2 separate regions of the Homo sapiens genome follow, and region 2 is linked to region 1. A link is a loop called in an ENCODE intact Hi-C map of the cell type or tissue named here. Cell type or tissue: natural killer cell. All regions are shown on one strand. Links, peaks and the distances in the headings refer to the core of each region. The heading gives the core; the rest is flanking DNA. Region 1 overlaps L3MBTL3 (L3MBTL histone methyl-lysine binding protein 3). Region 2 overlaps SAMD3 (sterile alpha motif domain containing 3).

Region 1 (16,178 bases), core at 3,858-11,857:
AGCCAACCCTGAAAAAAACCTTTGGGTTTGGAGGACAATGCATGACCTGAGACAGCGCTCTGTACAGATTAGTGTTTCTGTTGACAGAATGAGCTCTTAGTCTCTGTAAACCACCACAATTTCATCAATGAAAATTAGAAGCTCAAGATCATCTCATAAATAGTTCAAGACCCTCACAAACATTCCCCCCAACCATAACTGCATACAACTGCGTACTCCTCTGACACCATCTGGCTCTTGTAAACACCGGGGCACCAAGATGAGTGAGACTGATGCCACTCAAAATACACTACCTAATTTATTTATGTTTATATATTTTATTTTTCAATTTCATTCTTTTATATACATGTTTTTGGTAATTATAGTAAAGATGCTGGTGAAAAGTAATTTGTTTAACATTTCATAATGCGTGCAAAAGGAAAAATACTGATTCAAAGAAAAGTCATTCTTACAACTATTCAGCCCTGACAATTATGACAAGCAGTTAGGCAATATCATGACTTGCAAAGTTATACTTAGCATAATGTTGCAATTCAAAATATGGCACAAAATTAACAATACAGATAACAGTCCTACTGGCTAAACTTAGCCAGGTTTCGACTAATTTGGTTTAAATTGAAATTTGATTATATAAAAAGGTTTCTGAAAGTATTGAAAAAGAAACAGTGTACATGAAAGAGAATTCAACAATGTTTACAAAATGCCAAAAGTTCTTACTCTGCCCCCCATTACCATAAATAATTAATGAAGCCCCCCTTCCCCCCACCCCCCAGACTCAAAAAGATTTACAAAGATAAATTTAGCTCAGTGAACAGAACCAAAAGATGACTGTTGTTAGACAGTACCTGGTTAAAAGCTCAAGCACTTTCATAAGAATTCATATATATTGTCTCTTGAGTAATATAAATAATCCGATAGTGTTGCTCTTTTGAGTTTTGGAGACTTCTCACTTAGGAGTTATAACCGTCCTTGTGCTTTGAATAAAACATGAGCTTTAAAGCAGAATGCTGATGGTATTCAGAATTCACCATCTTCAAAGTTCATTGTGAGAATTCTTCTCTGCAGCTTTGAACATCAGGATGGAATTGAAAATTTTGAGAGCAGGGCCCAGTTTAATGCTCATAATTTTAACAATGTCTGTTTGAGTCATAAGTAGAAATGCTTCTCCATCAATTTGCTAAAATGGGGGAAAAAAACAACAGAATGTGGATTAACAAGATGCAGTGTTGTAGAAAATATTCAAGGTTAAATTACCAGCTGTCTTCTACATAGCAATGCTAAAAAAGCACAGAGAAGTTCACGTGTGCAATGACATTTCTTGATATATGGACCTTTCTTATCCACAATGACACATCCCAAAGTGGACTGGGAACAAAGTAAACTAATTCACCTGAAAAACCAGCCAAAGGAAAACAGAAGGTGCCCATATCTTCCTGTGATTACTCTGAATTAGTTGTAGAGTTAAGAAGAATATGGAAAAATCCAGGATGCCCAAAGTCTAGTTTTTATCATGGCAGGTTTTAAAATTAGAAGAGATAACAGGTACATGAATGTTTGTGGACATAAAATAACTCAGGCAAACATATCAGCTACATGCAACATTTTTTTTTTTTCCAGAATTAGCCTTCCACCATGAAGAAAAGAAAATCAGAAAGATAACACTTATCTCTAGTGTGGCCACAGTTAAGTCTTTACACACAGAAGAAAAGCATTTACTAACGGGGCAATCAAACAGTGAATGTGAGGCTGGTGTTACGAGTCACTGACTTTAAGGTGGTTCTTCTAATACGCAGGTAGGGTAACTATGAGAAAGACCCTTCCTCTCTCTGGACATCTTCTAAGACAAAAGTCTATGCTTCTGAAAAATAGGCTACTATTCTCTAGAAGTTCAAAGGTACAACACATCTTTTAGGTTAAAAGATAAAATACTATGAAAATGATGTCTGGCTTACTGGGCAGAGCAAAGAAACAGTCTTTCATTATGACTTTCAGCTCTTCTATCACCTTAAAAAAAAAAAGTTTCCCTTTCAGTTTTCCCACCTTGTACAAAAAGTAAAACACACTTTTGTTCTCTGCCTTAGAACATCAGAAACCTTGACAGCAACGCACTCCGTTATGGGTTGAATGGTGTCCCTGTCACAAAAATTCGTATATTGATGTCCTGACTCCCAGTACCTCAGAATGTGACTTTTATTTGGAAATAGGGTCAGTGCAGAGGTAACTGGTTAAGATGAGGTCACACTGGAGTAGGGTGGGTGCCTAATCCAATTATGACTGGTATCCTCATAAAAAGGAGAGATCTGGAGAAAGAGACACATATAGAGGGAAGGCAACGTAAAGACCCAAAGAGAGACCACCATCTACAAGTCACATCTACAAGTCAAGGAGAGAGGCCCAGGACAGATTCTTTCCTCACAGCCCTCGGGAGGAAGCAACCCTGCCAACCCCCTGACTTCTAGCCTTCTTCAGATTCTCAGCTTCTAGAACTGTGAGACGATGCATTTCTGCCATTTAAGCCACCCGTTTGTGGTTGGCATTGTTATGGTGGCCCTAGCAAACTAAGACAACTCTAAATTCTGCAAACAGTTCTCTAAACAAGGCTGATATAATTAAATTGCTACTTCTTAAGATTTTCCTCTCTCCTTTAAAAATGAAAGACCTGTAAATATAGACTGCCTAAATGCTTCATCAGTAAGAACTGGAGTCATCTTACACAACTTCTTCAAGTAACAATTATGTGGAAAAAGTGTGCTAATTTCAGTAAAAAGACATCCTGCTGTTGTAAACTAGAAGGAAAGACGTTCCAGTGTTAATCTCCAAGTGTAGCACCGTTAAGCGGCAGGTATGAGAAATGTTCTCCTGTTTTCTGGAAACATTGGTCTGTTCTCATTTGCTTGTGCTATGACAGTCCTCTGATAAAGCAAGGTCAGGAAGAAAGGCAGATCTATTAACACTTCGCTCAACCAAGGCAGACCTTAGTACAATGGACAGCCTTATAGAAGTCTTCTAAGTCATTAATGAAAATGTCAACTGACATTCCCAAGGAGCCCACTACAAAGGCTGACTGGTTTATTACAACCTTGGCCCTACTGAAGGCCTGGCGCAGACAGCAAGTCTCCTTCTGAAACTATGTAAGAGTATAACACAACAGGTAACTGATGAAAAAAAAAAACATCCAGAGAACTTAGTGGCTGGGATTTGAAGTTAAAAGTGGGACAGTAAGGATACATTTTGGTAGGTTGTTATTTATAAGGTTACATACACTAGAAAGAAAAAAAATCTTGAGGCTACTTCCAAACTCTTTATTACATACAGGTTGCTCTGACATGTGGCCATACAAACAAGTCTTGATTGGAAGGAAGTCAACTTAATTCAGGAAAGTACATCCTAAGAACAACAGTGACCACTGCAATGTATTACAAGGCTTACTTTTTTTTCGGTTAGCTTCTGCAATGCATATACAATGCCATTATTCCAGACATTAGGTGTCTTGCTAATGGCCTAAAACAAAGGAGAGGGATTTGGAATTCAGGAGCTCTGGCCTTCCATTTCACTGCCCTTTCCACTATTCACTATTTGTTCTTTTCCAATGCCTTAACTCGAAACCACAGTGACATGCTCTGTCTGAGTGAGTCTTTCTCAGAGTGTAAAGGCATGAATGTATTCACTCAACAAAAATATACTGAATGTCTATTATATTCCAAACACTCTTCTTGGGCTTAGACATATAGCAGGGAATAAAACAAATAAAACCAAGCAAGCAAAAAACTTTTTGTGGAATTTACATTCTAGAAGTGGTAGACAGACCATAAGCCAATAAACATACTAAGTAAGCCAATTAATTAGTAAGTTAGAAAGTGACTCATGTTGGCCAGGAGCAGCGGCTCATGAGTGTAATTGCAGCACTTTGGGAGGCTGAAGTCAGTGGATCACTTGAGGTCAGGAGTTCAAGACCAGTGTGGCCAATATGGTGAAACCACATCTCTACTAAAAATACAAAAATTAGCCGGGTGTGGTGGCACGCACCTGCAGTCCCAGCTACTTGGGAGGCTGAAGCATGAGAATAGCTTGAACCTGGGAGGCAGAGGTTGCAGTGAGCTAATATTGTGCCACTACACTCCAGCCTGGGCGACAGAGTGAGGCTCTGTCTCAAAAAAAAAAGGTGATTTGTGCTATGATTAAACAGAGCTGACTAGGAAGATGAATGGGCAGCAGGAGCAGGGATGCATGTGTGGTGACAAGAGGCAATTTCAAGTAAGAAAGTCAGGGCAGGACTAATTGGCAAGCTGGCATCTGAGCAGAAGAAGTGAGCCACATGAACATCTGGAGGAAGAGTGTTCTGTGCAGAAGGAGGAGCGGGAGCAAGCCTGGACAATCAGAGGAAGAGCAAGGAGGCCAGCACGTAGACTCGTGAGGGGCAGTGTAAACAAAAAGCCAGGGGGCAAGAGAGGTAATGAGGTGTCAGACTGCAGGCCCTTGTAAGGACTTCTGCTTTTACTCTGATTGAGAGATGAAGCTATTGGAAGGACCTGAACAGAGGAGTGACATGGTTTGACTTATGTTTCAGCAGGGTAACCTTGGCTGTGCTGGGAATAGACTGTAGAGGAGCAAAAACAGAAGCAGGAAAATGAGTTTGGAGGTTACTGCACTAATCCAAGTGGGAGAGGATGGTGGCGCAGACCAGGGTGGTGGTGGCAGTAGGGTGATAAGGGTTTTACATGTTTCAAAGATACACCCAATAGGATTTTCAACAGATGAGATGTGGCATGTGTAAGAGAGAAGTCAAGGATAATTTCCAACAACAGCCTATCTGAATACTTGTCCTTTGCCTTTTAAAGATGATTTATAAGACTTCGGTTAGATTTGTACTATGGTTTACTTGTAGGACTCAAAACCCAAACCCACTGACCTTGTGAGACACTTGAGAACAAGGACTAGGTTTCATTATTTTCGAATCATCCTTCTCACAAGAGCATGACACAAAGTAACATACTCATGGTCGGAATTTAACAAATGTGCACAAGATGAATGAATGAAGGAGTAAATGAATGAATAATTCATATCGACAGAGAATATTAACTATCTCACTCCTCCAGAAAAGGATCTAGCTTTGAGCATATTTGGTAACTGAGGAACATCTCCAAAGACAATCTGCCATGAATAAAAAAAATTACTCAAAAAATAGCATCTCATTTTGAATTTAAACTTGAATCTTACTCAAACTGAATAATAGAGCAAACCTATAGGGATTATCTAGATAACAACAGAATAAAAAAACAGAAGTTATAAAAGAGATGCATTATAAATTTATTTTCAAAAATGCTTTATTATTTTCAAAGGTAATGACAACATGACATTTTCCAAGACAGACCAACAGCTCCCTATGTGGCTCTAAGTCTGCTCAGCGATACAGAATGAATTCAGGCTGGGCACGGTGGCTCACGTCTGTAATCTCAGCACTTTGGGAGGCCGAGGTGGGCAGATCACCTGAGGTCAGGAGTTCGAGACCAGCCTGGCCAACACGGTGAAACCAAGTCTCTACTAAAAATACAAAAAAAATTAGCCGAGCGTGGTGGCGGGCACCTGTAATCCCAGCTACTCAGGTGGCTGAGGCAGGAGAATCGCCTCTGCCAGGAGGCGGAGGTTGCAGTGAGCACTCTAGCCCAGGAGAGAAGAGCAAGACTCCATCTCGATTTAAAAAAAAAAAAAAAAAAAAGGAAAAAACAGAAAATGAATTGAGAGTATCAGTGAAGACACTCAGGACTTAGGGAAAGAAAATCTGAATAACTGCCAATTAAAGATCAAACAGAGAGAAAATAAAACCTTTGCACAATAAGAACATAAATCAGAAAAAGGATGTTGGAAATCAGATCCTTGTGCATTTTAACAAGCTTTCATCTAACGCATAAATTATACCTAACAGTATAACAACACTGACAACTGGTGGCTGGATTGTTAGCTGTGTCTATACTCCTGCAATGAAATGGAAAGTGTGCTGTTCTTAACAGTTGAGCTTTACACATAGGGGCAAACAAGTTGTGTATGCGTGTAACTGTAGACAGCAGATGTTGGAGAGCACCTTCTGAGATTACTCAGTCTACTTTCTGCCTTCTGGCAGGAGTAGACACAGCCAAAATCAGAGGGGTAATTGACTGCTTTGCTTGGAGGAGATGACAGGCAAGTGGCTTATTTTTAAAGGTCTCTACTGAAAAGGGTCTCCTGCTGTACGCTTACAGAATTAAAAGTTAGAAACCAGATTCCTTTTTATTCTAGTGCTCACTGTAAGTGATATCATTCTTAATCACCCCTTATATTGAAGTTTTGGAGAGGGAGTTGAAAACAACTAATAAAATAATCTTCCAAAAGTGGACTGTGATAAATATCTTATTATAAACATTATTGAGGAATGTATATGACTTAAGGGATTTTTTTAGACATAATGCTAATATTACTTATTATAAACCTCAAATGGAGTCAATCATGGTGTTGTTAGAATGACACTGGAAAATAAAATAATGGAAACTAATTTCACTTTATTAAAAAGAGAAAATGTTGCTTCTTTCTTTCTTTGGCTTCCTCTGTGCTATAAACTATATAAATGCATGCTATTAAGTTCTGTGGGTTTTCTTTTTATAAGGAGCCTAGTGTTACTGCTGTGGGGTATCATAAAATGGTACTCACAAACATTCTTATGCATCTCATCTTATACAAAGACATTTTTATACAACTGATTCATACTGCCTGTTAGTATACATCAATTTGTCAATTTCAACACACCCCATCTCTTTTTGACTCTGCCAATTCCACACATTTCACCTTCCACTGCATTTCAGTGCTTTGATCCCATTAAGTAACATATTGCAATTTAGTGGAATACTTACTTCATCTTTAAATACCTTTCCATGTTCTTCACACCCAGGTAAGCTCTGTATAAATTCTGACACCTGTCAAAAGCAATATCAAAATTCCCAGTTAAAAAACACAGTCAGAATCTAAATGCTACAGGTTCAAAACATTTAACCCATATGCATTAGTTATTTCTCTCACAATAATTTCTTCTCTTTCAGAAAAAAAAAGACTAAACGCTACCTACGCTCAATGTTCCACACCTCTTAAGCCAGTAATCCTGTATCTGGTGTCGGGCAGCAAAGAAAATAAAATATACCTCGTCTGTGCTCCATTTGGAAACTTTACTGGCAGGGATTCCTGCGACAGTTGGAAGAAGTTTGCTTTGCTGCTCCCAGCGCAAGGGCAGACATGGAATTGGGGACTTAAAGGACAGAAAGACAGCTGACCGACGCTGTGCCTGCTGGACGGTGGGTTCTTCCCGGGCACCTGGTCAATGAAAACAAATGGGAAATCACTCTCTGAAAGCAGCAAGAAAGCCCCAAATGCCGTGCATCTCCCAGATAACGAGACTGGAGGTGGGAGTGGTTAAAGCATTGGTTCCTTTCAGCATTATACTATTGAATAGGCTCTTCTTTGTCTTTACTGAAGGTCACTATAAAAAACAACCTGTAAATTCAACTGATATCATTTGCTACAGCACTCATTACTAAAGACATGCTTCATTATGTTGTTCAACGTTGTCTCTTTAATGCTTCAGATAAGAAACGTGCCTCAAAGTTTTAATGGGAAGGAAAGTTAGTCTTATTCTAGGAAGTTGTTTATTTGCTCCCCTTTCTGCTTTGGATGTTGTAAAGGTAACAGCCAAGTTGCATCTCACGTCTAACACCTGTGCTTACCATGTATTCACAGTTGGCATACTTTCTCTCTCCTTTTGTCTCAGGGCTTGGTTTGGTTTTTTAACTTCTTATTTACTAATCATACTGATTTTTTAAATAGCCAATTCAATTTTTTGACAGGGATATGAAATTATTGCAATAAAAATAAAACAGCAGAAATGCAAATGTTTTTGTAATTTTTTACTTGTTCAGATCAAAATTAAAACTACTAAATATTCTTACTGTAGCCTGGGCAACAAGACAAGGTCCCATCTCTTGAAAGAAAAAAAAAAACCCTACTGAATATTCTATTTATGTTAGAGCTTCTGAACCCAAAGCTAGTTTTATGGCTGCTTTCCTAAAACGGCCATTCTCTAGCAAAGGATTTTTGTCCTCTGGACGCTTGACTTAGAGCTGTCAATCGTCGTCTCCTTATGGTCCTTTAGAACAGAAACCTTTTCTGAAAACTCTGTATTCAAAGCACCTCAGAAGAAAGGCACCTCCCATACATTTCCTCTCTGCTCACACACCAGCTCAGTTACAAGGACACCTCAATTCTATCACAAAGCCTTGCTTTTATATCTCTAAGATCTACAGAAAGACACAGAAATCACTAAGTGTAAAGTTCACTGAATTTTCACAAAGTGAACACACCCATGTAACCAACACCCTGACTGAAAACAAAACGTGGCCAGCACACCCTTCCAATCGCACCTCATCTGTCAAGGGTGACCACTTCCTTGACTACTAACACCATAGATTCATTTACCCTTTTTTGAATTGTATTTAAAATGGAAACTTGGGTATCTGGCTTCTTTCTCTAAACAGCATGTTTCTGAGATTCATCCACATTGTTGTGAGTAGTAGAAGTTACCTTCTCTTTCTTGTATGGTTTTTGTGGCTGTGAATACTCTATAATTTATTTGGAGATCATGAACAATGAGCATCTGAGTTGTTTTTAATTTGGTGCTATTACAAACAGTGCTATTACAAACATTCTTGTACAGATTATTTTGTCAGAGGCGTTTGAACCAGAGCAACTCCATCTTGAGCAGGAGCTGGGTAAAATGAGGCTGATACCTACTGGGTCTGAGACAACTGCATTCCCAGATGGTTAAGGCATTCTAAGTCACAGGATGAGCTAGGAGATGTGGACAAGATACAGGTCATAAAGACCTTGCTGATAAAACAGACTGCAGTAAAGAAGCCAGACAAAACCCACCAAAACCAAGTGACCTCTGGTCGTCCTCACTGCTACACTCTCACCAGCGCCAGGACAGTTTACAATTGTCATGTCAACATCAGGAAGTTACCCTATACAGTCTAAAAAGGGGAGGCACAAATAATCCACCCCCTGTTTAGCATATCATCAAGAAATAACCACAAAAATGGGCAACCATTTGGAGTAGTCATTCTTTATTCCTTTCCTTTCCTAATACACTTTTGCATCCTCACTTCACTCTCTGGACTTGCCCCAAATTCTTTCTTGCGCGAGACCCAAGAATCCTCTCCTGGGGTCTGGACTGCGACCCTTTCCTGGTAACAATTTCTTGAATGTACGTATGTGTTTCCATTGCACATATACCAAAGAGTGAAACTCTGAGGTCGCAGCATGTGTGTACATTAAGCTTTGGTAAATCCTGTCAGCTTTCCAAAACAACTGCAGAATACCTACCAACAGCATATGACAGTTCCAATTGCTTCACCTCCACACCAATGCTTGGTATTGTCTATCTTTTTCTTTTTAACCGTTTAGTGGGTGTATAGTGGTATCACATTATGGTTACAAATGCATTCCATGATTAATGATAATCTTTCCCTATGTTTATTGTCCACATAGAGAGGCTCTTTTGTAAAGGGCTTATTTCTACTAGACAAATTTCCAATAGATAAATTTGGTTAAGAAATGACTTCTTTACAATATTGAGTCTTCCAATCCATGAAGAAGCTAAATCCCTCAATTTCTTTGGCTCTTCTTTAATATCTCTCATTAATATTTTGTCATTTTCAGGTAGAGATCTTGCACATCTTTTGTTAAATTTATTCCTATGTATCAGATGTTTCCTGAGGCTGTTATAAGTGGTAAATTTTTAAAAAATTTATTTCTTATTGTTCTGTTACAGTTTTCTAATAAGTTTATTCTTAAACTAGCCTAATCCAAAATTTGAATTGCTCTGAATGCTAGAAAGTCACTATGCTGAGTCAAAAATCTATTTTACTGGAGTTGACACCCACTGGTTCTGGTACTACCTCATTGAGCTTATACAGAAAAATTCTAGTGTCTGCTCCACATGAAACATTTCAAATCTTCAAATATGTTTTAAAAAGCCATCATTATCCCTCTTTCCACATTTCATCCAATCAACCTCAAAGGTGCAGGTCCTCATCCCATTTTATTGAATATCTATTATGAACCAAATACATAAAGCAGAAAGTTTGTTTTTATTCTCTTTTTCTTTTTGAATTGCCCAGATTTAAGGAATTTTTGTGTAGCAAAATACGGAGTAACTTAAAAACATCTTTTTAATCTCAGGTATTCTAAAGAGCTTAGCTATTATTTGAAATACAATATTTGTACATATTTTATAAGACAGCTTTATATGAAATGGTAAGATTTCCAATTCTACACTACAGTAATACCATAGGGCTGACTTTATAATTTGTATCCTGAGTGCATGCCATATAATTAGTCTTTTCCAAAGCCATAGTCTTTATCCTATTACTGTTTATGTTCTATTAACACTCAGCACTGTTCATTCTATCACTGCAGACCTACTCTTCCATTTTATTTTCTGCTAAAAGCTGTATTAGTCACAATTCATTTCTAATGTTCCGCACATTGTTCCTTAGAAAAATAACTAACCCATTCTAAGGAAATGACTAAAAACACCAAAGCCCTTATGTCTGTGGTTGCCTCTGCATGTCTTTAAGCCTGATACGATAAATAGGCCTAGATATACATACTCTTCCAATCCTAGTACCAACTCTGCCTCCTTCGCATTAAGACTTTCCTTCCTTTTGCTGAGTCTTCCTCGCTAACTGATGTTATCTGCCACACAGCATGCCACCTCCTATGATTTTAATCCAAAAGGAATAAAGAAAGCAGCTTCATTTGAGCAAATTTGTACTGCATTCCTTGAATTGCAAAGAAAAGTGACTCCAGGTTTTTGTTTTAACATGTTATGACATAGGCTAAAATAAATGCAAATAGACTCTGGCTCCAGTAGGTGGTTCAGTGCCAAGAGTAAGGAAGAGTAGGTTTAAATGTGCACAGTATGCCTCGGGAAACAGAGCCTCGTGTTCTAAAGACATTTCAGCCACCTCCCTTTGCCTGGGACCCTATTTCGTACCACTCTCCTCTCAAACCATTGACATGCATGGAAAAGAAAATTTTTAAGAAGTTTTCTATATTTCTGAAGTTTTCTGTGATGAAAATTGACCAAAGGTATGTGATCAAACTCTTTTCTCACTTGCCCCACTTGGTTTCGGGTTGTGTGCTTCCACAGTGAGTAAAAAATATTTTAGGCTGACTGCGAATAACTAAAATTACCATATGGAAGGAATGGTCATCCTTCCTGATTCTTGATTCAACAATCTGATAAATTTTATTTGTAGAACCAAAGCTGTCATCCTCAACAGTGGAAAGATAAGAATTAAGAGAAAAGTGACAGTACATTAAAATGGACACAGTATACTGCAGAGAAAAATAATAATATTCATTATGTTTATGAACAAATTAATCTATTCAGTCTAATGTTTAATCAAATAATCACTACTTTTAAAAAATTTTCTCAGTGAGGCCTATACATATGTATGAGAAAGAGACAGACACTAAAGACCTCTAGTCATGAATAAGAGGCATAAAGACCAATGTTTTGTTGAAAAAAAGATAAAAAGATTTTTGTGTGCCAAATTTGAAGATCCAAATCTACCTACAAGTCAGACAGGACCAGCTGAAAAGTAGCTTCCAGTCTTAGAACACAGCACCACCAATATCCCTGGCCCTACACACCATGAGATATTGCACGGTATAAGGAATGTACTGTTAGGATCTCTTTTATACTCAAATTTCAAACATTCACTGGCAAAGCCCCAGTAAGAGGTGCCTCTACCGACCCTGCACCTGTGCACCTCCAACAGGGTCAGCAGATGCTCTCTGGATAGATCGGATGGATGGCACCTTCCAGCGAGATAAAAGAATGTCTCCCATTCTTATCTTCATCATGCACTGGTATGCTAAAGAAACCACAAAACACTCCAAGGAGCAGCTTTGGGCAAAAGTCTTTTCTCTCACCTGGAAAAGATTCCTTCTGAGTTATCATCCACTGACTCCACAATTCCAAGTTTAGAAGTTCATCTTAAGAAAATAATGAAGCACGAACGCTAACAATCATCTCAAAGTCAGTTACAGTGGAGGGTCTCTGGTACGTATGTAACTGTACTGAGATGAAGACTATATTCCCCAGCTTCCTTTTCAGCTAAAAGTGGCCATATGACTAACGGACATAAGCAGAAGTGGAATCTACAACATCCTGTGAGTTCTGCTAATTGGACTTGGAAGTGCTCTTAAAGGCTGACAGCACACCCACCACCACTCCCCCAATATGTCCCTCCTTCCTGCTGGGTAGAATAGTACTTTAATGGCTAGCCTTCCAGCAACCACCTCTAACCATGATATGGTGTTGGGAATACGTGCTCTGCAAGGCAGAGCAGCAAGATAAATGGAATCTGATTTCCTGACACTGTTAAGTACCATTTAAATCCTGGACCAAGCTCTGTACTTCCTTTATGTGGAAGAGAAATAAGCCTCTTTTACCTTACATAAGCCACTTTATGTGTTTTATATTACACACACACACACCCCCCTAACCCTAATCACTACTAAAGTTTACTGCAAAAACATTTATAACAGTCAGAAATACAAAATAACTAGCCTAGATAACCCAACAGTAGGGGATTGGTTTGTTAAGTGATGCTACATCCATCCACAGAGAGAATATTTAACATTATGTTGCAAGAAGTATAAATACTTATGCAAACTGCAGGTTACAAAGTATTTTGTACACTTCAGATAGAAACAGTCTAAAAAAGTAGGTCCCCACATTCAGAAAATGGTATAAAATTACACATAATTTTGATTTTCTCCATTTTGCTTCCCTGTATTTGCTAATTGTTCTATAATAAACGTATTATTTGGATAATAAAAGTTATATAAACTAGCAGCAGGTATTAAATAAACTACTTAATGTTACTAAAAAAAACAAAAAAATGGAAGTCTCACTTTGGTGACTTGGAAAGCAATTTAATGCACTTGTGGAACTATATCATTAAAACAACATCAATCGCTGGGTCTCGTTAATATCAGAAGAAAATGATAGATGGGAGTAATAGTAAGAAAAATAAGTTTGTGGATCTTTGACTTCATTATTTCATCCCTCTAAAAAAGCAGCAAACAAGGATGTTTTTTAAATGTTGATTCTTAGTGATAAAGGCCTGCCTCTATTGTTTACCATATGAAAGTTCTTCATTCAGCAATTATTTATTCAGCACTGTACTGTATCAGAAACTTGAAGGCTATATAAATACAGCATATACTTGCAGACTTTTGTTAGGCTACAGAGGACAATGACCCAAAATGTGGCGCTTTGGCATGCTAAATGCTCTGAATTAAAGGAAACTGAAAGACCTCAGAAGTAAGCCTCAGAAGCAAGGTCTCCCTTTGACCTTCCCCCATGCCCTGGTCTCTCTGTTCCCTTCTTTCCCACGTGCAGAGAGAAGTTCTCTAGAATTTCCTTATCTGACTAAGAAAACTTCTTTCCAAAAGAAATGCTATTGCCAACTTAGAAGTCTCATCAAATAGCCAAGAAAGATTTAACCACTAAAAGTCATCACCATGCTCAGAGAGACTTTTCATCTATTCTTCTCAGGGCAGCTCCAAGAGATTACCCAAGAGACATTATCTACATAGTAAGACCAACATTTGTTCACAGTGAAGTTCTGCTCCTCACCTGCCTGCAACCTCCCACAGAACTCAGAGAAATTTTGTCCCAGGCCATTGTTCTTTGGGCTCATTCATTTCTCCTGAAAATTATTTACTACCCCTCACAACTGCCTATACCAATCCCACCCCCATTCTCCTTTCTTCTATGAAAAGGGGTCACAAGCTTCAACCATTGGACTTGAGTCTCATATTTGCAGGACTCCCACGTTTATGCACATTAATACATTCTGTATGCCTCTTTCTCCTATTAATCTATTGTCAGTCATCTCAGTGAACCTTCAGAGAAGGCAGAGGGGAAGCTTACCCTCTGTCCCTACACTTTTTTGAAATGAAGTTTAATAAATAATAATGTCATTATCCAAAGTAGAAATCTGCAAATCAAATCTGCTCACATGCCTCTCATTTCTGGTTGAGTACAGGTATTAAAATTCCTGATTTGGCTTAGGGTAGAAGAAAGTGATGCAGAGAAAATACCTTTGTAAAAAGACTTTTCAAATAAAGATGATCCTGAAATAAACATCCTCTGGTGTTTCAGGAGAAACAAGACAATAAATCTTCAATGAACACTACCTAAACCAAATATGAGGTCTTTTGGTGGAAAGAGACATCTCTAATACCATGGAGGGTAAGAACCTGCTTCCTACCAGACTGTTTCCATTAGGGCCCAACAGAACCATCATGTGGTAGGCTGACCCAGGAGGGCAAGTGCCAGACAAAAGGAGGTGAGAATCTGGCATGTTATAAAGTAGAATTCAGTTCTCTCCACACATGAGCCACCCAGGAGAGAGAGTGGCTGCAGAAGGGAAAACAAAACCATACCTTTCCCAGGAATACAACAATTTAAATTTGAAGGTCAAACTATTCAATTCTTTACTAATGGGACTTCCATAATGGTAGGAATGAGCTACTTATTCAGGTAGAGAAGACAGAAGCAAAAAAAGAGAGGGAGGGAGGGAGGGAAAGAGGTAAGGAGGGAGGGAGGGAGCGAGGGAGGGAAGTATTGAGTTAAAGTCCCCAAAGATCAAATTCAGTAGCATAGCAGGATTCATCCCCAAAAGCTCATAATTACACATACTCTACTGTACTAAACACAATTAACAGAAGAAATGGGTGGGGGGGAGGGAAATATCCTTTTTTAAGAGGGGTGTGTGTGTGTGCATGCGTGTCTTTTAAATCAATTTGCTCCTAGACTCAAAACAGGCCTCATGGACCTACGGAGTCTTAAATCCTCTTGACATTGTAAAGCAACTTAGGGTGGTTTCTCAAGTCTCCTCTAGAATAAATGCTACCCACACTGCAAGGGGCATTCTCTCCCAACCCCAGGCCACCCCAGCCAGGCTAGGTTTGAAAGGGCTGCTTCTGCCACTGGAGGAATGGAAATGAGAATGAACACTGGTGGGCACCTGTAGGTTCACTAGAGGGCTCCAGAATGGAGCACATCTGTCTGACCTTCAGCCTTGGGTTTGAAAGAGGAATTGTGCCAGGACTCAAATGGGAACATTAAGCATTTAGTGTTCTTCACAAAAGACCTTGGGAAAACTTCTCGGGACGCAAAAATGATCAAACAGAAAACAATTACCATGGGGCCTCTGATAAAAAGTTCTAGAAAACATCAGAAGAAGAGCACTGAGTTATAGACAGAAGAGTTTCATGACGTTAGCAATGCACAAGGGGAAATAAACTCTATAAAACAAAAAATAGGCTATGAAAAGAGAACAAGCCAATGTAGGAAATCACAGGAAAATAAGAGACACTGCTGTTAAAATTCATGTTAAAGGCAGTAAATAGCACACTCGACAGAACGAGAGACTGAGTGAGCTATTTCAACTTGAAAAACATGTTGACAACATCACAAAATGCCAAAGTTGTTAAAATATTAAAATACTTCCATATTGGTTGGCAATAGTTACTCCCCACCATGTAGTCAGTCCCTTGTGGGACTTCCCCAAGATCCAGCATCTAAGCATAACTTCTGTTACAGCACGGAGCCTCCAGGACCCCGCTCCAGTACTAAGACGACTGTTTAACTGTCCTGTGCCATGTTGGTTACCAAATGAGCTGTTAAGTATTTTATTTTATTTTTTTTTTTTTGAGATGGAGTTTCGCTCTTGTTGCCCAGGCTGGAGTGCAATGGCATGATCTCAGCTCACTGCAACCTCCACCTCCCAGGTTCAAGTGATTCTCCTGCCTCAGCCTCCCGAGTAGCTGGGATTACAGCCATGAGCCACCATGCCCGGCTGATTTCGTATTTTTAGTAAAGACTGGGTTTCTCCATGTTGGTCAGGCTGGTCTCAAACTCCTGACCTCAGGTGATCCACCCGCCTCGGCCTCCCAAAGTGTTGGGATTATAGGCGTGAGCCACCACACCTGGCCCCTGTTAAGTATTTTTGATATCATTCCTTGGGTCTAGCCCAAGAAGAATAGGTATTACCTTCAAGAAAGATACAAATGAA
Region 2 (15,069 bases), core at 1,447-9,446, 83 kb before region 1:
ATTTTTATTATGTAATCTTAGATTATTTTAAACTCTTTTTAATTTTTCATATTTACATATTTAACTTATCTGAGGAATTTATTGTGTAGGTGTTATGAGGCATTATCCCAACAAAATATATTGACTAATCCCTTCTTTGTCACCAATTTTAAAGATCTTTTCACTGGCTGGGCGTGGTGGCTCATGCCTGTAATCCCAGCACTTTGGGAGGCCAAGGTGGGCAGATCACAAGGTCAGGAGATCGAGACCATCCTGGCTAACACAGTGAAACCCCGTCTCTACTAAAAACACAAAAAAATTAGCTGGGCGTGGTGGTGGGCACCCGTAGTCCCAGCTACTCGGGAGGTTGAGGCAGGAGAATGGCATGAACCCGGGAGGCGGAGCTTGCAGTGAGCCGAGATCGTGCCACTGCACTCCAGCCTGGGCAACAGAGCGAGACTGTCAAAAAAAAAAAAAGATATTTTCAGTACTTCCATATGAATGTTTCTGTTTCTAAGTTTCTATTCTGTTTCAATATCTGTTCTCTTTTCCTCCAGTACCATGCTGTTAATAGCATAACATTTTTTAACATCTGGAAGTGCAAGTCCTTTTGTCAAGCATTTTTCGTTCTTTTTACCTATTTATTCTTCCACATGAAAACTAGCCTCATAGTAAGTAAAACATATAACCACGTATGTATATTAATTGGAATTTATAAATTAATTCTGAGGGAAATGACATCTTCAAACTATCAAGACTTCTCAGTCACACATCCAGCTTTTCATAAAATTCAATAGCACAGTTCACAGTTACCATCTCTGGCAGGACTGTAATCTGTGTTGCTGAACCATAAGCTTTGGCTGTCAACGAGGCAGAAGCAGGGATAAACCATAAGTTTGACTCAAAGGCCAAAACACTAGGGTGTTTGTGACTCAAAAGTTCCAAAGTTCTGGGACTCTGGCTCATTGCTATTTTTGTTCATTAATTTAACTAAACCTCCCAGATAAGTGGCTCTTTAGTTTCTTTGAAAATGTAAAAATTGGCCAGGCTAGTGGCTCACACCTGTAATCCCAGCACTCTGGGGGGCCGAGGCAGGTGGATCACAAGCTCAGCAGTTCGAGACCAACCTGGCCAACATGGTGAAACCCCATTTCCACTAAATATACAAAAATTAGCCTGGCATGGTGGCACGCGTCTGTAATCCCAGCTACTCAGGAGGCTGAGGCAAAAGAATGGCTTGAATCCGGGAGGTGGAGGTTGCAATGAGCCGAGATAGTGCCACTGCACTCCAGTCTGGATGACAGAGCGAGACTCCATCTCAAAAAAATAGAAAAAGAAAAAAATGTAAACATATGAAATTTAAGTTACTATGACTGTGCTCACCACTTTTTCCTTCAAATTTATTGGAGGTGTTGTGAATTACAGACAACTCTGATAAGTCTTGCTAGATAAAAAGAACCAATGGAGACACTAATTTTTATAAAAGTAAGATTTTAATAACTTAAGCCATAGGAAATTACTGATCTTGAATTCTTGTATGTGCAAAAACGGCTGTTTCAGCACAATTCTCAATTGCAAAAATGTGGAACCAACCCCAAACCCCATCAATCAACAAGTGGATAAAGAAACTGTGGTATATATACGATAGAATACTACTCAACCATAAAAAGGAATGAATTAATGGCATTCGCAGTGACCTGGATGAGATTGGAGACTATTATTCTAAATGAAGTGACTCAGGAATGGAAAACCAAATATCATATGTTCTCATTCATAAGTGGGAGCTAAGCTATGAGGATGAAAAGGCATAGGAATGACACAATGGACTTTGAGGACTCGGGAAAAAGTGGGGAAAAGGGTGAGAGATAAAAGACTACAAATTGGGTGCAGTAATGTGTGCTCCAGTGATGTGTGCACCAAAATCTCACAAATCACCACTAAAGAACTTATGCAGGTAACCAAACACCACTTGTTCCCCAATAACCTATGAAAATAAAAATTAAAAAAAAATAAATCCCTGTAATTTAAAAAAAATGGCTGTTTCATATCGTTTAGCATAACGTATAGAGACAGCCCCTTTTGGTGTGTTTCACCTGTTTGCTGTCTGCTAGCTTTGTAGATGTCACTCCCTTTCAGACCGTGATGTATGAAAAAAATTAATAGTTTTGTTCCTTAAATGTTTAAAAGATTAATATAAATATCTATGTTTCCTAAAACGAAGGAAAACTGGTGCACATATGGATGTTTAGTAAAGGCTAAGCCCTTCCATCTCATACACAATTTGCTTCAAGAAAGAATGCTTTTCTGTCATTTATTTGACTCAGCTGCCTAAATAATCTTTCCAAAGCATGGAACATACTCTCAGTTCAATGACTCTCCCAAGCTTAAGCATATCTATAAACTCTTAACATTCTAAGCCTTTCTGCGATCTTCAGACCCTGTCTCCTGTGGTTGCCTACCATGTGGTTCCTATTCCAAGCAGCACGGTCCTCCCTGAGGTTCCAAAACATGACTCGTTTTTTTCTGGTTTTTTTTACTTTGAGTTCATTATATTGATCCTGCTTTCTCCAGCTTCTTTGCTATCTAAACTATGTCCATTATTTAGATTCCAAATCAAGATCCATTCGCTTCCAGGACACTGTGGGAAAATCCAGCCCCAGAGTGCTTTCTAAAGCATCCACCATGATTGGCTGTATATCATATTCTGCTTATCTATGTATCTTATCTTCTTAGTAAGGCTTCTAACTTCTTTAGTATATCATCATCCACCCCACTTTGGGCTATCTATCTAGGCAGTAAACGTCTTGGTGACTAACATCTGCAAATTATTTGAGTTGAATATTTCAGTTTTTATTTCATGTGGTCTGGTGATGGTTGGAAGAATATCATCAGGCCATAGTGGATGAGATGTTATGTTCCATTGGAACACCATGCTGCTATTGAGACACCTGAGTATAAACAGGTCCCCGGAGAGCCTCCGACAGCCTGCGCACTGAGAGAATGGGGTGGAGCCACGGAAGTTCACACGGTTTGCAGCGAGGAGGAACTGGCCCTTCTTATTCTGGTGTGGGAACTTGGAATTCAATCTGTGAGGCGAGAAGCATATACTAGCAGGACCCTCGCTCTGCTGAGAGCCACTGTTTCCCCTTTCTTTCCTTTTTGCCCAATAAATTCCATTCTTCTGACCCTTCAAAGTGTCTGTGAGCCTAATATTTCATGGCAGTGTGACAAGAACCCAGCTCTTAGCTGAACTAAAGAGAGAGTCCTACAACACTATCACCTCCCATGGTAGCGAGGCTGCTACCCAAGAGAATTGCCCAGACATTGTTTCATGTGACAGCCACATCCTTATTTTTGTACCTCAATTTTCCTTCTTTTTTACACGCCAGGCCTGGAACTGATTTGTGATAAATTGTTTGTCCCTTCAAGTTCAGCCACGGTAGGAGATACTTTTTCTCAGGGCAGAATGAGGTATTGATCCAGGAGTGGGCATATGCCGCCAGCAAAACTTTTAGGAATCTTTTGTTGTCTCAGCTTTTGGACTTCAGAGGAATAAAGCGAAAAATGCAAATAGAAAGAAAGATGACAAAAAGTTTTCATATTTTCTTAAAAAGTGCTCTTTTGTGGTCGAATGTTTTGTATGTTTTATATGATGTTTTATATGTTAGATTGTCCCTTGAAGATTATAAATCACGTTCACAGCAGGTGACCCTATTATCTTCCTTTGTAGTTTTAACAAATTTATTAAATAAAGCTTGCCCATATTTAGGCTGCTTTAGCTGAAGTCTTACCTCTTCTTGGCTTTAGTTAAATGAAGCCCTTTAATATTTAATACAAATTTATTTTCTTGATTTATAATTCAATCAAATAATGATAATGGTTTGTCAGGAGCATTCATACATAATGTATTATTAATTCTTCTTAAAAATGATACCACTATTCAACTATTTAGAGATAATGCTTGCCTTCACATTTTGAAATATTTTCGTATGTTTCTGAAGCTCAGAATAAAGCTACCAGATATATCTTTTCTCATTTGATATATAGTTTATGCCTTCATGGTGTAGAAGATCATAAATAATATATCCATTATTTATGTGAGAAGAAGTTGTAAAGTTACTACTCAAAGATGTTACGTTGTCTAGCCAGTGATATTGTTTTATTAACTCTCCAGAAAAGCTACTAGGCAAAAACTATATGCTTTTTTATTTTATTATGTTTGTATGATGTTATAATTTAACCTGTTTTGTTTTTCCCAGAAGTAGAATTGTGGTAAAAATCTGCAAATTTAAAAATACATGATCATTTCCAAGTACTCATTTTATTTTCAAATTTCCTTTTATCCATCGATGACTACAAGGCAGTATCTTCTGCTCTGCTTACCTTTTTATCTTCGAGTTTAGAGAATTCTTTTATTTTTTCTCTATTTTCTATTTTTTCCCTAAGTCCTAATCTTCGCAAGGAAGCCAGAAGTGTGATAGAAAGGTGTGATTTTTAATTTACACCAGAGTCTCGCAAATAATGACTTTTCACACCCTGCTATTGCTGCTTAGCCTAGGGGAGGGGTTCTGTGGCTACTGTTTGTCATAGCAAATTAAATCCACTGCTGAAATTCAGAAAGATGTTCTTCTATATTTAACCCTTGTTTTCAATTTTTCAAGTTGGTGTTTGTGAACACTTATGATTATGGGGCTTAATACTTTGAAGTCTACTTGTTTTCTAGGAAATGATTCTTGAAGACTATCTTTCCAGCTTGTCACATATGCAAGGTAAACATGTTTCCCCTTTTCCACTATTCTAACTATGATGTTGGTAATTGTAACTTCTTTAAATATACAAAAATGAGAAATACAACAATAGTTCCATTTAAAACTTCCATCAATAAAATTTAAATTCACGACTGATAACCATTTTAATCTTTCCTTATGATTCCATTTCTCCAAGAGTAGCTTTTTCCTTGGTCTTTACAGAATAGTCAGTATCTTAATTTGCAAGTAAATCTATATCATTTAGATTAAGATTTGAAATTGCCAAGTAAAGATAAAAGGTTAAAACGTTTTAAATTTATTTCAATCCCCCCCTCCACCCCACCCCTCTCCAAGTCCATCAGAGGTCCTTTGGATTGAATTACAAAAACAAGGAATAAGCTTCCTTAGGGAAATAGTTTTAAGTTTTCTAAGTGGTTGCAGACAAGTGGCATACAAAAATAACTGAAATAGTTAAAGAATATATCTTGCAAACTTGCCTACGCTTCTTTCACGATAATTATTAACATAAATAATTACTTTCCAATTTTGAATCTGCCCAATTAAGTAAAAAGTTTTCAGTCAGTGTGGTAGTTTATCCTAGTTATCTTACCAATCATAACAGTGTCCAAAAAAGTTCTAGAACTCAGAGGGGTATGTAAGAATAGTATTGGAAGGAAGGACAGAAACATTCAGATTCTCCAGAGAAATGTGGGTCCTACTTCCTCTTCTTGCTAACGGAAAACAATGAGAAGCAGCAAGTTACAATCTCCTTCTCCTAGCCAGGAGAAGCAAGGGGTTAACCAGTCTACTAAGGGGTTAACCAGTTTACTAAGTATCTCTGTCAGGCTTTTATCTGATCCTTCCTCCCTTCCTCTCCTGCCCACCCCTTCTGTAAATGTCAACCACTTCCTGAGGAGCCTGGTAGTGGTGAATTTCACACCTTTCTTTTCTTTGTGAAGAAACCTGGGTGTTAATGGTACAGGATTGGGTACCATTGTATGTCCCTGGCTGTCTGTTAGTAAAGCTTAGAGATGCCTGTGGAAAAAAAGTAGGAGAAGGTGAAGAAATTTGAGAAATGGGATGCTAGGAAATAGGTTTAAATCAGGTCTTATTTTTAAAGTGAGTGTGTGTTTTGTTAGCAATTTTTAAATGTACATTGTAAAAATAGTAATTTTAAAAAAGCTTAACATTGAGAAGATAAAGGAGTCTAGCAAAGGAAGCGGCTGACTGTTAAAAAAAAAATTAAGGCACAATCAGAAAGAAAAGCTGGAGAATTCTCTGACCTTTTGCTCTACAGGTGTATTTACAGGAGACAGCAATGGAAACCTGGTCAGTTGAGCAGGTCTGCAGTTGGTTGGTGGAGAAAAATTTAGGAGAGCTAGTTCATAGATTTCAAGGTGAGTTGTTTATGCTTTCCAAAAATTTTAATTGAGCAGCCTAGATATTCTGGTGTCCTCTGTTACTGAAAATTACTTTTGTTGCCAAATGTCTGTGTGCATGTCAATGTGGATGTGGGGTTGCTGCAGTAGAGAACTTTTCATTTCTTTATGGACTGTAGCAGAGTTTCCACTTGAAAGTAACATCCACAAGAGAATATAATATTTTAAGAACTCAAATAAAAAAGTCTTACGGGTCACTTAAAATACATATTTGATATATGCATTTAATATTGCTTTTGTTCTTAAGTAATACAGTATGTATTTTGTGTAGTGTTGGGTTTATAAAGTTGAATACTGGCTAGGAGCTATTACGAAGAATAATTTCCTAAGTTTTTTTTCCTTATAAAAACAATACCAGTTAGAGAGAATTAGAATGAGAAGGGTGTTAATGTAGAAATAATAAGTTTTTATTGTGATTCCATGTTCTGGTACTTTCTTAGGAGCAGGCATTGATTTGGAATTATGCAACATTGGAGTTTTATCTTTGTCAAAAATATGGATAAATTTATAATGTCAGGGGACAAGTTTAGATGATCCTTTTATCACTAGAGGTAATTTTGCCTCTTCAGAATGCCTGTGTTTTGCCGGAAAGTCATGTAGAAACTAATTTTTTTTCTTTTTCCCAGAGGAAGAAGTAAGTGGGGCCGCTCTTCTTGCACTTAATGATCGGATGGTTCAGCAACTGGTAAAGAAAATTGGGCACCAGGCTGTTCTGATGGATTTAATTAAAAAATACAAGCAGAACACTCAAGGACTGAAGTCCCCAGAAAACCCCAAAAAGGCAGCCCTGGTCATGCAAACAGAAGCAGCTCGAGAGTGAGTATGTTCATAAATGGCCTTATTTTTTTTTCCCAAGCTTTCCCAATGATGGCTAGAGCGTGACGTTTGGGTTTAAAGCCCTTGGAAAACTGTGACCGTTTTCAGCTAGATTGTATGTACGGTATTTCTAATATTTGAGCAAAGGACACTGTAAAATTTTAAGAATCAAGAAACGTTTTTATTCACCATTTTTTAAACATGGATTCCAATCATTAGGGATGTCCTATTAGCAAGGAGTTTCTATATAAAATGCTGTGGAACAAGCAGGTGAAATAGGTATGTAACACAAGGAGAAAGGGGATCCTGAAGCTCTGGTTTTAAAATCAGGGTTTGGGAAAGGCATCTTGATTGCTTCTTTGCTTTTCCCAAAACTATTTATTTATTAATCTATTTATTTATTTTCCTAGGATTTCTTAGAGTAATGAATTTATAGTCTTCTCTAGATGCCTTTACGATGTAATTTGCTAAACACGTTATTGTCACATGAGTATTCTAATTTTTTAAGAGTGTCCTTATAGTAATGAACACTATGAAACACCCCAAAAAATTATGTAGAAACATTAGTGGTGGCAGATAAAAGCTCTGAAGTTTGGGGACGGTTTTATTTGTTTGTTTTTTAATCACTGACTTCTGCAATGAAAAGAAATGATAACAGGATTTATAAGATTAAAAATTTCATTTTACACATCCATCTATGCCCTGGGATCATTTCAGCCATTCTGATTTGATTTTTCCATTTTCAAGATTTTTTTGAAGGGTTTCTAAGATTAAATAAATTTTAATGATTTTGATGATTGATAAAATCTATGTTTTTACGTTAATTTTTTGAGATTAGAGTGGTAATAATAGAGATTTCTCTTTCTCCTTGATAAATAATATAATGGTAGGGACCTGACATAAGCAAGTTTATTCCTAGAATATTTGAATATTTGGGACATGGAGGGGAATAGGTAGCCTTGAAGGGATGGTATAGAGCTGGAATGGAAATTCTACTAATTGATTTTTTTTAAAAAAAAAAAAGCTTTTTGTTTTTTTTAGAGATGGGTCTCAGTCTGACCCCCAGGCTGGAGTGCTGTGGCAGGATCATAGCTCACGGCAGCTTCGAATTCCTGGGCTCAAGCAATCCTCCTGCTTCCGCCTCCCAAGCAGTTGGGATTACAGGCACTCAACACCATGACTGGCTAATTTATTTTTATGTTTATTTTTATTTTTTAAACAAATGGTGGTTTCACTGTGTTGCCCAGGCTGGTCTCCAACTCCTGGCCTCAAGCCATCCTCCCACCTCAGCCTCCTAAAGCGCTGGGATTACAGGCAAGAGCTGCTTTGCCCGGCCCCTAACCAATTTATTTGAAGGATTTCTAAACATTGTTTTGGCATATCTATGTAAAAAAGGACGCTCTTGAACATGTAACTTTTGATGAAGTTCCCATTGCAAGCTTTTACTCCTTCCCAGCAAAGGAAGGGTAGGAACCTGAAAGAGAGATCAAAGTAATTTCCTTGCATTTTGGGATGAGTAGGACATTTGAGCTGGAAGTTCCCTTCCATTGAGTGGAATCTTGAAATTGCCTTAGGCACAGCTTAGAAGAAAACAGGCAGTCTTGTTTCCACTGCAAATCAGTTTATAATGTTCTCAAGTAAAAGAGAACTAGCTGGACTGCCAGGAAACCTGGGCTTCCTTCCTGGTTCTACTACTGACTTGGATTGATTATATTAAATGTTGGCATTCTTGTTTCTTCATCCGTACGTTGTGAAAAGTAATATGGTACTTACCTCCTCTTTAATTCACACTGATGTTAGGAGTATCACAGTCTTTGAGCAAATCTGTCCTTTTTCTCCTAGACTGAAATAGTCCTGTGTTAAGTATGAAACTTTGTTAACTGGGTTAACTAGTTTCAAACATGGCCAAGACTGGGACCACTCTTTGTCTGGGGATTTATGAGTGGGGACTTTGCACTGTACCCATAAGCAGCTGACTCACCTTAGGGATTTGTTTATCTTGTATTTAGATTAAATTATTCTGGTGCAGAATTACAATTGCATGTGAGAAGAGAATACTTATTGCTTTATATTTGATTAAAATTCTTGTTGGTTGTATTTGCTTATTGTCAAATATATTTATTATATGTTGTCACTTGACAATCATCAAGTGAGAATGATAGTAGAAAGAGGCATGAGAATATGCTGTTTAATTAAACCCCCTTAGAGAGTGTTTAAAAAAGATAGGAAACTTGGTGTACAGAAGAACCCTGAAGCTAGCTATCAAGACATCTGATTTTAACCCCCTCTTATGATATTAGCCCCTCAACTAGCCTTGGAGATTTGTCTGACCCCTTTTAGTTTTAGCTTCTTCAACTGTAAAATGAAGTAGGTAGAATAAGTGATACTTTAGGTCCGTTCTAAAGAGTCTGTGATGGCATTCTAGATCTGAGACAGCAGATAGGTTTCCATTTGAGTACAGATTCCCTTTAATGGCTAGTGATTGCCTGTGTGAACCCAAAAGTCTCTGAGACAGGTCTCAATCAATTTAGAAAGTTTATTTTGCCAAGGTTAAGGACCCGTCCATGACACAGCTTCAGGAGGTCCTGATGACATGTGCCCAATGTAGTCAGGTACAGCTTGCTTTTATACATTTTACGGAGACATAAGACATCAATCAGCGTAAGATTTACATTGGTTTGAACTGGAAGGGCAGGACAACTCAAAGCTGGGGCTTCCAGGTCACAGGTAGATTTTAAATTTTTCTGATTGGCAGCTCGGCGTGGTGGGTTATGCCTGTAATGCCAGCACTTTGGGAGGCCAAGGCGGGCAGATCACTTGAGGTCAGGAGTTTGAGACCAGCCTGACCAACATGGTGAAACCCCATCTCTACTAAAAATACAAAAATTAGCCAGACCTGGTGGCGGGTGCCTGTAATCCCAGCTACTCAGGAGGCTGAGGCAGGAGAATTGCTTGAACCTGGGAGGCAGAGGTTGCAGTGAGCCAAGATCATACCACTGCACTCCAGCCTAGGTGACAGAGTGAGACTCTGTCTCAGAAAAAAAAAAAAAAAAAAAAAAATTCTGATTGGCAATTGATTGAAAGAATTATTATCAATAGAAAGGAATGTCTGGGTTATGATAAGGGGTTGTGGCGACTAAGGTTTTCTCATGCAGATGAAGCCTCCAGGTAGCAGGCTTCAGAGAGAATAGATCATAAATGTTTCTCTTTTTTGTTTGAGATGGAGTCTGGCTTTGTCACCCAGGCTGGAATACAGTGGTGCTGTCTCGGCTCACTGCAACCTCTGCCTCCCAGGTTCAAGCAATTCTCCTGCCTCAGCCTCCTGAGTAGCTGGGACTATAGGCACATGCCACCATGCCCAGCTAATTTTTTGTATTTTTAGTAGAGACAGGGTTTCATCATATTAGCCAGGATGGTCTTAATCTCCTGACCGCGTGATCCACCTGCCTCAGCCTCCCAAAGTGCTGGGATTACAGGTGTGAGCTACCATGCCTTGCCCATAAATGTTTCTTATTAGACTTAAGGTCTGTGTTGATGTTAATGCTGGTCACCTTTTCCTCAATTCTAAAAGGGAGGAGGGTATAATGAGGCATGTTCAACCTTCCCTTCCCATCATGGCCTGAATTAGTTTTTCAGGTTAATTTTGGAATGCCTTTAGCTGAGAGGAGGGGTCCATTCAAATGGTTGGGGGCCTTAGAATTTTATTTTTGGTTTATACCTGACCTTTTTTTTTTTTTTTGATGGAGTTTCTCTCTTGTCGCCCAGGCTGGAGTGCAATGGCATGATTTCAGCTCACTGCAACCTCTGCCTCCCAGGTTCAAGTGATTCTCCTGCCTCAGTCTCCCAAGTAGCTGAGATTACAGGCACCTGCCACCATGTCCAGCTAATTTTTGTGTTTTCAGTAAAGACAGGGTTTTGTCATGTTGGCCAGGCTGGCCTCAAACTCCTGACCTCAGGTGATCCACCTGCCTCAGCCTCCCAAAATGCTGGGATTACAGATGTTGAGCCACCACACCTGGCCTGGCATGTTATTTTGAAAAGGATGTGTAGGCAACATCTGGGCAGGATATTTAGCATCCTGTTGATACCTCAGCAAATGATGGGGATATGAAATAGTTAGGCATATTTGCAGTTGCTTTTTGTTGTTGTTCTTGTTGAAACTGGTAGAAAATCATTGGTCAGGAAGGTGCAAAACTGAGTTCAAATCCTGGCACTGCTACTGAGTAGCTCACCAGGAGTTGCTCTGCCTTCTAGGCTTCAGTTGCATTACTTGGAAAATAAGGGAGCTAGCAGAGTATGTTTCTAAGATCCTGAGGTTTCACAGATAATAAAATGTCTCCCAAAATGGCAGAGAGCAGAGTAGGGATCTGGCAGAGTTTACTATTTAATTTTGCCAAACAAGAATATTAGCTAAAAAAGATACATTCTACGATCACCATCATTTCATAAAGGAAGGTATTGTCTTAATGCCATTTAAAAATAGGATAGACTGGTGAAAACAGCATTATGAACAGGCATCAGTCTGCCTCCTGGCACATAGGAACCACTGAATTAGATGACGCCAGAGGGGCCTTCTTTCCATTCTCTTAGTCATGAGTCTAACGTGGAACTGGGAAGTGGACACAGACCATGATGTTTACTCTGGGCTGGTGCTACCTTCAGAGCTGCTGTGAGATCAATGGTCATATCACCTCTTGAATAGTGCCTGACCCACCTCTTCTTTCTTAGTTACAGGGATGAAGAGTCCTCCAGTCCAGCCAGGCATGGGGAGCAGATGCCATCTTTCTATCCAGCTGAAAACCTTGATAATGGACTAATTGACCAAAGAGTATTGAAACAGAGGTGGGGGTACCAACTTTAAGACAGTTTAAAGCCAAATAACATTCTTCTCTATTTCTTTTTGATAAGGTTTCATATGTTTAGATGTATTTCTAATTTGAAACTTTTTGTTTTCCTGGAAGGGAATATATTTTTATCCAGCGATAAAGATACTTGGTAAAAGATGAAGATTAAATTTTCTGGTTTTTGTATTGGAAAAGTGAAGTTTTAGAATGATAGTATACATCTTTCAAGTATACATTTTTAAGAAAAAAGAGGATTTCTCTGTCATAAAATCTTCAAGGTGATTGGCAGCAGTCACAAAGATGGAATTTATTCAATGAATAATGTTCTATAGAATATCCCTTGGTGGAGTTTTTGTTTTGAATTTTGTAGTTGTTGCTTTAACTTGACTCTCCCGATAGAGGCAGGTAAGCATTTGCTTTATATTCCAGTTATTTTGGTAAACATTTTCTCTATGTTCCTACACTGGGTTTTACGTAATGTATATTTCAATATATGGATTACAACTAAACAAAGGAAAAACTGTAGACTTAGAGAACCACATGTAGGATTTGGTGCTGAGATGGTCATAGGTAAGATATGATACGGAGGTCACGGCATCCCCTAGAATAGCGGTTCCCAACCTTTTTGACACCATGGACTGATTTCATGGAAGACAATTTTTCCAAGGACAGGGGTCAGGGGGATGGATTTAGGATGAGTCAAGCACATTCCATTTATTGCACACTTTATTTCTATTATTATATTCTAATATATAATAAAATAATTATACAACTCACCATAATGTAGAATCAGTGAGGGCCCTGAGCTTATTTTTCTGCAACTAGACAGTCCCATCTGGGGGTGATGGAAGACAGTGACAGATCATCAGGCATTAGATTCTCATAAGGAGTGCTCAACCTAGATCCTTCACATGCACAGTTCACAGTAGGGTTTGTGCTCCTATGAGAATCTAATGCTGCCACTGATCTCTCAGGAGGCGGAGCTCAGGTGGTAATGCCAGTGATGGGGTGTGGCTATAAATACAGATGAAACCTTGCTCGCTCACCCGCTGCTCACCTCCTGCTGTGTGGCTTGTTTCCTAACAGGCCATGAACCAGTCTGTGTCCTGAGGGTTAAGAACCCCTGTCCTACAGCATTTCACGGCCGTCCCACCCAGGCAATCCGTGCATCCATAACTCATATTACATATTGTCTCCAGTCACTAACAAGCAAATGCAATGCCTTAAACGTAGTTCATTGAAAAGAGAGACTGTCACCTTGCACACAAAGAATAATCGGGTAATAGCCAAGCAAGGATGTGGTCCTTCAGTTTTCACAACCCCTTTACACTATCAGCTCATTTTGCCCACAGAGCAGTACTGCAAGGTGGGCATTATTCTCTCCTTTTTGTAAATGAGTACAACCGAGATTTAGAGCAGTCAAAGGATTTCTAGCTATTTTTTCCAAGTGGACTGTTGTTGCCTCAGCACAGGACCTAGCCACCCTCAGCGTGAGAGCTCAGGGGACTGAGGGCAACAGCCTTGGATTCAGGCCTGCAAGGCCCCAGCAGCCCTATGAGTGCAGAGAAGAGCAGCCCCTTTGATGAGGAGCTCCTGCAAATGGGCTTTGGCTCTGGGCTCTCCTCTCCGCTCTTTTTCCCTCTCTTCAACCTTGGACCTCACCTCTAGCCCCACAGCCTCAGTGCCTCAAGATCTCCCAGTGTTAGGGCCCACTGACTCTTGTTTGGGGTGGCAACCAAGAAGGTGGAAGGCTATGTCGTAGGTGCAAAATCCATTGCCTTGGTCTTCCTGGATTGAACTATGATTCAGAAAGTGGAAATTCATTTGTAAGGTGGCTTCTTTCCCCTCCTTCCCACTCATGGGTGCTGGTTGATTCCTAGAGCTTTCCCGTGATTGGCTCCAGGTGCATGTAGTAAGCCATGAGCTCTCAACTACCCCTTCCAACACGAAGCTGCTAAATGCAGCCAGTCCACATGTCTATAACTGTGGAAGTGTGGGTAGAGTTGGGGTGAACAGTGATTAGCCCCAGTGCTACCTACCCTAGTAGCACTCTGTCTCTGTATCCTCATCTGCAAAATGGAAATAATAATGATACTTTCTCATGGTGTTGTTTTGAGCATTAAGAATAGATAATGCTTGCCAAGTTCCAAGCAGAGTGGAAGCACACAGAGGGCACTCGGTGTACAGCCATTTCTCCAGCCCTGCTCCTGGAGGTATTCCTACTTTCCTTAGGGTGTCTTTTCTCTGCCTACTTGACACAGCAGATGAGGATGCAACCTTCTATACCTGTAGGTCTTTTTTTTTCTTTTTCTTTTTTTTCTTTTTTTTTTTTTGATGAGATGGGGTCTATCACCATCTCTCTATCACCCAGGCTGGAGTGCAGTGATGCAATCAGGGCTCACTGCAGCCTTGATTTTCCAGGCTCCGGAAATCCTCCCGCCTTAGCCTTTGGAGTAGCTGAGCCCACAGGTGTGCACTACCAGGCCCAGCTAATTTTTTAATGATTTGTAGAAATGAGATCTAGTTGTGTTGCCCAAGCTCTCTTTTCTCCTTTCTAAGCCCTCTGACATTTTGTCCTCATCATGCTCCTGTGATACTGGCTAGGCAGGGTTATTATTCCAATTGTTTTCACATGGCTCATCAAAGGACCAGCCCCACACTTAATGGCATCTCACATTCTTCATAGCAGCTGGCAAGGGGGAGGAGAAAAATAGGACTGGCTAAGAAATTGAGAGAAATAGAAGGGTTTGGAAACTAGAAGTGGCACGCCCCTATCTTTATCTCTGGTCATAAAGTCTCTCCTAAGCCCTTTACTTATCTGTTTACCACCAGCTGCCCATCTCTGCATACCGCACCTTAGAATTAATGTTTCAAAAAGTAAACTTATCTGTCCTGCCTTAGTATATATTTGGCAGTAAGAAACAAAAATCCACTCACAGTAAAGACAAAGGGAGTTTATTGTGAGAAAAGCATTTCCCAGCATCCAAGGGCTGAACAAGTAAGTTCCCGAGCATGAAGACACAGGTGCTGGAAAGCCAGGGAGTGAAGTGGTCCCTACTTTTCTCACGGGTTGTCTCTGTCTCCATTCTGCTTCCCTGTCTAGTTGGCCTCATTTCCTTGCTTTTCCCTGCAAGGATAGATTTATCATACTACTTCTGGCTGTTCTGCTCCCCTCAAACTACCTGGCATACGACTGCCTTGCCCTAGTACCAACTCCAAAGGAAATGCTCCCTATAAACAGCT

The links. A loop is a pair of places that touch in the nucleus more often than their neighbours do. Peaks named below come from ENCODE experiments on the same cell type or tissue, not always from the same donor. Only the 100,000 strongest peaks of a DNase experiment are listed, where the experiment ranks them.
Region 2: it touches region 1 in a loop (4-fold over the local background); 8 of 110 quality-filtered maps call a loop at or near these places.

The regions. Positions count from the first base shown.
Region 1 is chr6:130,124,609-130,140,786 of GRCh38, reverse strand. It overlaps L3MBTL3 (L3MBTL histone methyl-lysine binding protein 3), which reads right to left. Exons shown (of 23, transcript NM_032438.4): 21 at 7,166-7,335; 22 at 6,882-6,944; 23 at 1-1,177. The coding sequence ends at 1,034. Among named protein-coding and RNA genes, the nearest start is that of SAMD3, 90 kb to the left of the region's middle. RefSeq lists an enhancer at 1,948-2,217. In natural killer cell, for the core only: no CTCF peak of the experiment used is centred there; DNase peaks (open chromatin) are centred at 6,026, 7,706 and 8,356; H3K4me3 peaks cover 293 bases; H3K27ac peaks cover 3,547 bases.
Region 2 is chr6:130,206,250-130,221,318 of GRCh38, reverse strand. It overlaps SAMD3 (sterile alpha motif domain containing 3), which reads left to right. Exons shown (of 12, transcript NM_001017373.4): 2 at 4,703-4,748; 3 at 6,025-6,124; 4 at 6,793-6,982; 5 at 11,711-11,824. The coding sequence starts at 6,046. Among named protein-coding and RNA genes, the nearest start is that of SAMD3, 9.2 kb to the left of the region's middle. In natural killer cell, for the core only: no CTCF peak of the experiment used is centred there; DNase peaks (open chromatin) are centred at 2,988, 4,518 and 5,628; H3K4me3 peaks cover 4,265 bases; H3K27ac peaks cover 4,434 bases.